Regions from separate parts of the Homo sapiens genome. Here region 2 is linked to region 1. A link is an interaction called in ENCODE POLR2A ChIA-PET data of the cell type or tissue named here. Cell type or tissue: GM12878. All regions are shown on one strand. Each heading gives the region's core, and the rest is flanking DNA. Links, peaks and the distances in the headings are about the cores only.

Evidence for each region. ChIA-PET counts read pairs that join two places held together with the same protein. Peaks named below come from ENCODE experiments on the same cell type or tissue, not always from the same donor. Only the 100,000 strongest peaks of a DNase experiment are listed, where the experiment ranks them.
Region 2: POLR2A ChIA-PET joins it to region 1 with 7 read pairs; 1 of 35 experiments calls an interaction of 5 or more read pairs at or near these places.

Annotation. Positions count from the first base shown.
Region 1 is chr9:68,641,985-68,646,388 of GRCh38, reverse strand. It overlaps TMEM252-DT (TMEM252 divergent transcript), which reads right to left. Exons shown (of 5, transcript NR_187592.1): 5 at 1,939-2,796. Among named protein-coding and RNA genes, the nearest start is that of PIP5K1B, 61 kb to the left of the region's middle. RefSeq lists an enhancer at 2,400-2,479. In GM12878, for the core only: no CTCF peak of the experiment used is centred there; a DNase peak (open chromatin) is centred at 2,238; H3K4me3 peaks cover 963 bases; H3K27ac peaks cover 2,188 bases.
Region 2 is chr9:68,548,858-68,553,261 of GRCh38, reverse strand. All of the region lies in intron 2 of TMEM252-DT (TMEM252 divergent transcript), which reads right to left. Among named protein-coding and RNA genes, the nearest start is that of LINC01506, 4.5 kb to the right of the region's middle. In GM12878, for the core only: no CTCF peak of the experiment used is centred there; a DNase peak (open chromatin) is centred at 1,991.

The DNA.
Region 1 (4,404 bases), core at 83-4,082:
GACTATGGAAATATTGGAATCAAGATTGTTTTGAGAGACATTTAAGAAATGAAAGAGATAGGTCCTAGTGATGAATTAAGTATGGTGAGTGAGGGAGAAGAGGGCATCAAGAATGATATATGCTGGATGGATAATGGTATCAATCATTGAGACAGAGAACAAAGGAAAAGGAGCAGTTTTGCTGAGGAAGATCATGAACTTGGTCTTAAGCAAATTGAAGAGGAATGCCTTCCAAATGGAGATGTGGTAAACAAATAATCGGGCTTCTGGGTCTGGAACATGGAGGTGTGGTCTGGGCTGGAGATGTAAGCTGGTATCACATAACTGAAATCATGATTGATAATGATTGTCAGGATAGAGTGGAGTATACAAAGTGAGAAGAGGGTCTAGGACTGAGACTTGGGGAACTTCAATATTTAATGGAAGGTAGAGGAGAAAGAGGCAGAAATGGAGACAAAACAGGAGCAGTCAGAGACTTGGAAGGAAAACCAAGATGTAGTATCAGAGGCAACAAAGTCCAAGCAAGAGGGATTGTGCCCATTGTCAGCAAGAGGGTCAATGAGATAAAGACTGAAAAAGTTTTTTGGATTTAGCAACATGGAGACCACTAGAGATCTTTGTGAGGGCGACTTGGTGGAATATTTGGGCTAGAAACCAGATTGTAATGTGCTAAAGAGTGAGGCAGATTTGAAAAAATGGCAGCAGTGAGTACATAATTTGTTAAAAGACTGGCTCTGAAGGAAAAGAGAGAGATACAGAAGTGGCAAGAGGGAAAACATGGCCCTTTCCATATTATTTTGTAATATGGAAAGGCCTAGAGTGACCTAGGGCTTCATTACTTGTGGGAAGGACCCAGCTGAGAGGAGAGAAGGGGTAACTGATACATGGAAAGTTTCTGGAAAGGTGGGAGGATATGGGAAAGGTGGGAGGATAAGCACAGGCCGTGAGGTGACCCTAATGAGGTCTAAGCGATGGTATAGTGAGAAGTGCAGGAGAGATAAGGATTTGAAGTCAGAAAGTAGGATATTGCAGTTCAGGATAACAATTTTTCATCTCACACTTTCCAAAGTACTAATATACTATCTTGGGGGAAATGAAGTCATACAAGTGTATAATTTTTAGGAAATGTGCAGATCACGTTAAGGTTGTCACAAATGTTAAGCACTTCCCTTTCATTTTCTCTCTCTCGGGTATCTAATTCGATGAGACCTCAATAAAATAATGTAGTAGGAGTTAGGATTTACTAAGCCTTCTTGAGAGCACGTAATCCTTCCAACATCCCTGTGAAGTAGATGCTATTATAGTCTCAATAGTAGAGATGAGGAAATTGAGCTTTAGAGGGGTTAAGTAACTGGTCTGAGGTCACTTGCTATTCTGTGGTAACAGGATTCACAGGATTCAAAGCTTTATCTGAGGCATAAGTTCTGGTGATCTATTGCACAGTGTAGTGACTAGAACAATAATGGATTGTATATTTCAAAATTGCTGAAAGACTAGATTTTAAATGTTCTCATCACAAAAAAATGAGTATGTAAGGTAATGTGTATGGTTAATTAGCCTGATTTGATCATTCCACAATGTATGCATGTATTGAAACATCACATTGTACCACATAAGTATATACAATTATTATTTGTCAATTTAAAGTAAAATTAAAACATTTTTAGAAAGCTTTATCTGCCTACTGCAGGATTCTTTGCTGCCGTGCTGGGCTACATGCCTCATCAGAAAAGACGCTGATAGGCAAATCCACTCAGACATAAACTAGTCTGCAAGGGAGGCAGGACTTCCCTGAGGTAAGATTAAAACCTGTGTTTGTGGCTTGGAGGTTATCACAGCAACATCCCTTAGTAGAAGGTTATCTCTTCTTAAAGTATCACAGTGTGAATGAAACTTATTATAAAATAGGGGAGAAAAGCAAGAGAAATGAAACAAGAAATACCACCTCAAAACGCAACAAGTTTATTTAAGGTTAATCTACGCAGAGAGACAATTGTCCATAGAACCTTAAAGTACTCAGGCAAATATGTAGCAGGTGGGATTTCCAAGTTGCTGCTCTGGGATTTCCAACGTTTTACTGTGCAGCCTGAGGGCAAGTTTCTTTGTTGACTGTGTACTTCTACTTCACCACAGAGTACTTCATTTTGATCTGCGCTATGATATTTTTCAGAGAGTTGCTTATTTCAGGGAAATGCCATATACAACGAAGAGACGTCCGGAAATACTTTACATCAGATCTGGGCAGTTTCCCTGAGACAAAATGGCTGCCCACAGGGTTTTCACAGGGGCGGGTCTTTGGTCATTTTTAATTGACATCAGTGAAATTTGACCCGTGGCTAGAGGTCACCAGGATGTGTGCTTGAGTTTACTTCCCCTTCTTTAAGCTCCAGTGACTCCACCCAGCAAAACAAGGGATGGAATGATTGACATCTGTCTGCCAAGGGCTCTCCTGGGAACTTCAGGAGCATTCTATTTCTAGGAAGAAAGCAAGACTCTAGGGTCGGGATTTTCCATTACTGCTTCTGGAAATCTAAGAAATGCTTTTTAGTCTCTCTTCTTCCCTTCTTCTATTCCACCGAAAATAAAAACTTTCCCCCAAACCTATAAACCGTGAAAGTAAAGAGATAACACAAACAGACATTTTTGTTGACGTTCCTTCTTCTTTCACTTCAGCTTCTTCGTTAGAAGCAATTCGTGGCCTTTGAAGGTTGAATCAGGAAAGTTAAAGGACTGTAATTATTCAAAGTGTACTTTTCTTCTGGGGATGCTTGGGGGTTGACTTTGGGGTTCCACGGCCTGGAAATTTAAGGCAATAAAGAGCAAATGACAGTGACTGCCTCATGAAAAGTTTGCTTTCTCAATGCTGTGACAGGAGCTATAGAATAAAAAAAATCCTTGCATGTCATTTATTCATAATCTTATGAAGTAGATTATCTTTGCCCTATTTATGTTTCTCACTTTAGATTATTGGGGAACAGCCTGAATCCAGGGAGGGTGATGTTTCTGGCTTCTTGCCTTATAACTAACTTTTTAGCAACTCCCAGTTTCTTGATTTCACTAATCTTTCCCAAGCCTTAAAATCTCTTTATAAGATATTGAACTTTAACTGACAGCAAGTATATTTGAAGATAGGGTTGGTAGAAGAAAAACAGAACTACACCGTAATTATAACTATATATGCATATTAACAATGGCCTACATATATTTTCCAGCCATTGGGCTAAGCTCCTTATAGGAATTACCTCTCTATAATTACCTTATAGAATTCTATAATTACCTTATAGAATTTACAGTAATCCTATAAGGTTGGTACTATTATCATCTCTTTATTTTCTGCTGAGGAAACTGAGATTTAGAATGATTGAACAGCCATTGCAAAATTGTAACTGAGACGGTGAAAGAGATCTGACCTAACCAACTCCATCTCGCTTCTAACCTCCAAGCTGTCCTTGTTCATTCCTGGGCATAGGCCGAACTAACTTTGGGAGAAACAGTTTATAGTTTAAAACAAAGATGATGACAGCCCTTTCCCAAAACAAACCTCCTTTTTGCCTGGGGACTAGACTGCCTTTGTAGGACTGAGAAATTAGCCACAAGGTTAAAAATTATGATTTAGAAGTCATGCAGCTGGAGGCTATAAAATTCTGACCCTCCCTAAACTTCTCCTAAGATTAGTGCTTGAGATATTTTGCAGCCCCTGCACTTAATGGATCATCTGGCACCACCCAGATCGATAAACTGGCTCATCTGATCTTGTGGCCCCCACCCAGGAACTGACTCAGTACAAGAAGACAGCTTTGACTCCCTTGCTTTCATCTCTGACCAATCAGCACTCCTGGCTCACAGGCCTCCCCCTACCCACCAAGTTGTCCTTAAAAACTCTGATCCCAGAATGCTCAGGGAGACCGATTTGAGTAATAATAAAACTCCCATCTACCGCACAGCCATCTGTGCGTGAATTACTCTTTCTGTATTGCAATTCCCCTGCCTTGATAAATTGGCTTTGTCTAGGCAGCAGGCAAGGTGAACCCACTGGGTGGTTACAAGTAAACCAAAAAAATTAATAATAGGAATTCCCTATTCTTGACAGTTATGCTATCTTGCCCCTAGGAAATGTCACTTGTTAGGCATGAATTGCCAAGCAGAGAAGGAAGATGGCAAAGTTTACAGGAAGGAAAAATGTCAAGGCTCCTTTCACCAAACAAGGAGATCCTGGAACCCAAAGCTGGAGACAACTCTGTATCACATCCTTCACATCCCACTCCAGGCTTTCAAACATAAAATGAGAATTGGCCAGTTTAAGGATTCTAGAATCCACAAGACTCTATAGCTTCAGTTGTCCCCCTCATTCATGAAGTCATACCCAAGCGCTTAGCTCTCAGGGATATCCACTCCGGTGATTTT
Region 2 (4,404 bases), core at 271-4,270, 93 kb after region 1:
ATTGAAAAAAAAAAAAAGAAAGAGAAAAAAATAAGACCCAGGATTTATTTTTAAGCTTTTGTGGGCTAGAAAATGGGAATCATCTGTTTTTGAGACACTCAACTATATTTGTAAAATTAAAAAAAAATGTGAGCTTGATGATAAATCTATGTGAGGATAATGTTTTGCCTTTTTATTTGGATTTCCAACACTTGTTCAAGTGCAGTGAACTAGTCATCCCAAAACACTTAAACAAAGGTTTCTAACCGTCTAATGCCACAATCCCATAAGAGTTTATAGTTACTGTTATGGATGTTCACGACTTGATTATACTCCTGGCTATGAGAAGTCGTTACTTCAGTCCCTCAACATAAGCAGGGCATGACTCATCTTTCTGAGGCAGTAAATAGCAACTTGGGTAGATCAGCACCATCTTTATACTTCTTAGAATACCTTTAACTTAGAAACACATCCCCTCAGAAATACTTTATACACATTGTGACATGTGCTGAAAGAAACATTGTGTTCCAAAGATAGGTTCTTGTCTCTAGGGCTCTAATAAGGGGGAGGAAAATCTCAACAACCATATTTTCCAATTCAACTAAGGATTCTGCTTCTGTAATAGCAGCAAACAAGGAAAGTGGGAATAAAATCAAAAGACAGGAATGAGCAGATTTAATCCTCCCCTATTGCCAAGTCAAACTTACTCCCTTTTTTTCCCATCCATCCCCTCTCTAAGTCTCTGCCTTGGTCCTCACCTATTTAACTGAAAAAAAAAAAAAAAATCAGATTGAATCATGAAGACTTATGGAACTACTACATGCCAGGAATTTCAATTCGTCTTAAGGATCTACAGTGCTGACATTTTCTCTCTTCTCAAGGACCTTATTATTTAGTGTGGAAGAAATAAAAGAATATCAGTAATTATACTTCAGTATGATAAACAGCGAAGACTCATTCAAAATATAATCACTGAAAATACTGTTTTCAAAAAACACATGTTGTTATACTAAAAAAGCAAAATACAAAATTATGTATACAACGTGATCCTAATTTTGTAAACAATACCCACTCATATCCTTATACACTCAGAAAAAAATGGGGGATCGAATTGGCAGACTGAGCACATCAGTCTACTCCCCCCGCCCCGACTTCAAATTCCACTGAAATACCAAACAAGAAAAGTTACAGTCGAAGATCAGAAATTCTGAAGATTTCCTGGAATACAGACCAAAGAATTGATTGACAAAGAAATCAAAGCAGAAAATGACCAGAAGGAGATTACTGCAAAGGTCAGGGCTGTTTTGTGCACTAATGTTCTAGAGAAATTTCAAGCTCAGAGTTAACTCGTACAGTGCAGGGAGGGGCCTTGTCAGTAATTATCTGATCAATAAATTAAAAGATTGCATTATGGGCCAGGCGTGGTTGCTCATTCCTGTAATCCCAGCACTTTAGGAGGCTGAGGTGGGAGGATCACTTGAGCTCAGAAGTTTAAGGCCAGCCTGGGCAACATGGCGAAACCCTGTCTCTACTATAAACACACACACACATACACACATACACACACGCACACACACACACACAATTAAAAAATTAGCTAGGTATGGTGGTATGCGCCTGTGGTCCCAGCTACTTGGGAGGCTGAGGCAGAAGGATTGCTTGAACCCAGGGAAGTTGAGGGTGCAGTAAGCTGTGACCATGCCACTGCACTCCAGCCTGAGTGACAGAGCAAGACCTTGTCTCAAGAAAAATAAAAAATAAAATTGAAAGATTACATTATGAATTGCCTGGCCTGTTATGATCTTCCTATCACTCTCACGTGCTGCATTTTTGGCAAGAGTGGTGTTTGCTTTCTGGTTAAAGCCTCGGTAACTGCTTTAAACAGTGAACCTGGGGAGTTTCCTATCAGAAGGGCTGACTCTGGACAGAGAAGCAGAGCAGGGTTGAGTAATTCTACATATACAACAAGGCGTGGCAGGAGGAGCGGTGGGAAGAAAAGGAAACCATTAGCTGCTTCTGATGTGAGAAGTTCCCAGACCACTTATGCTGGGGAGAGAAACCCCCTCACATCAACATCATCTACCTGAACACCTGCCAGCTTCTACCCCAAAACTCTAGAGGATTATGGCTCCCATAATCAGAACCTTCATTCACTGGGATGACTGTCACAGCCATAAAATAGAAAAAGAATCGGATTTCTGGATTATTGAAAATACAATCACTGCTACTTTAAAAATCGGGCTGAATATCCAAATGGATGCAAATGAGTATTAAATTAGTGAGCTGCAATATTGAGTCTGACTCTTCCAGGACACAGTGCAAAGAGATAAATAGAGTTCCAGAAGCTCCTATGTCTACCTAAAGGGTTTGTAAGGAAGGGGACTCTGCTGCCCAGGCTGGAGTGCAGTGGCATGATAATGGCTCATTGCAGACTTGACCTCCCTCAGCATGCCCATCCCCAGCGTACCCACCCTGAGTACCTGGGACTAAGGCACGCCACCATGCCTGGCTGATTTTTGTATTTTTTTGTAGAGATGGGGTTTTGCCATGTTGCCCAGGCTGGTCTCGATCTCTTGGACTCAAGTGATCTGCCTGCTTTGGCCTCCCACAATGCTAGGATTACAATACCCCATATTCTTACCATCCATAAGACTACTGAATGCATATTAGGATTTATTTGTAGATTTTGTTTTTGTATTGTTTTACACTAGAGTCTTTCCCACTGAGTGAAAATACCGCAATTTAAATTTACTTAGAATACTTTTTTTATGGCAAGCAATCAAACTGATAAGAAGTTAGGTTCATTTGTTACCTTTTTTAAAGAAAAATTTTAAGGATTACTTTGCTTTGATTTAATTTGGTTTTTAATTATGTAAAATATGCTTATAGTTCCAATTTTGTAACTATTTTAAAGACACATTCAGATAAATCTGTCTTCCAACTGTATCCTTCCTACCCTGTTCCCTCCCTCCTAAAGGTAACCATTATAAAAATTAATTTTCTTTGATAATCTCATTGTTTCTTTTTGAAAATATTGACATATATTCATACATATTTGTATCCCCTCTTTTTTATACTATAAACTTTGTTATTTGATTTGTTATCTTATCAGTATACCCTAGTAATATAGAGATGTTACTCATTCCTTTTTATAACTGAATAGCATTCTGACACGTGAATGTACCTTAGTTTATTCAACTGGGCCCTTATTCATGGCCATTTGAGTGTTTCCAGTCTTATATAATTACAAACAATGCTGCTGCAATAAGTAAATCTGCACATTTAAAATTTTGTATTTTTGCCAATGTATCTTTGGAATATATTTCCAGAAGTGTGATTTCTGGGTCAGAAAGAAAAATGCAAATGTAAGTTTGCTAGCTGTTGTATTCCCACCTGCAATATATGAGTATCTTTGCCCTGCAGCCTTGCCAACAGAGTGTGTTGTCAAACTGAGATTTTTGCTGATCTGATAGGCAAGAAATTGTATTTTAGTACTTTCCTTATTATAAGTGGGGTTGAACATATTTTAATTGTTTAAGGGCTATTTCCTATTTCTTTTAAAAACACTTATATGCTTATATATTTTGCTCATTTTTATATTATGTGAAATTACTTATTATTTGGAAATGACTGACAATGAGAGCATGGCATATAAAAATGTGTGTGATTTGGGTCAAAGTGACACAAATGGGTGGCACTAATTATATTTATTTGAAAACAAGATTGGAGATAAATTAAGCATACTGCAAAAAGGATGACAAAACAGTCATTAAAAGTAGACTAAAGAAATTGTTAAAGATTAAAGCAAAAACTGGTGAATCATAAAACTAATAGAATCGTTTAAAAAGGCCTGATTTACTGAAGACACTATCCCAAAATGACAAAAAATTCAAAGTAGACTAGAGGAATTATTGATGATAACTTCAGAAACTTATGAAATATAAATTTATAAACAAAATAAAATCTTTCTTTAAAAAAAGCCTGAATGATTATAAAACCAAATGCTGACTCTTAGATCAATACATGAACAAGTAGTTTTGAAAAATCTAATGAAATAGCTATGGTTAGTCTCATCAAAAAAACAAAAAGGAATAAAGACACAAATAGCAATGTTAAGAATTGGAAAGGTGACATACCTAGAAAATCAGATAAGACTTTAAAATTATAATTGAATACTGCATATAATATTATAACCATATATTATATTATAAGTGAACGTTATGTGTGTGTGTGTGTGTGAAGAGAATTTGTAGGCATGTAAGTGGAATGTTTTTTAGGAAATTGTAAATTATAAAAAATGACTTCAGGAGAAGAGATAACCTTAAAACCTTTAGGAGAATTTGAAAAACTAATTGAAGTTTACCATAAAGAAATGATGCCAAGGATATCCCCCCTTCTGCCCAGGAGTTAGAAAGCCTGAAAGAG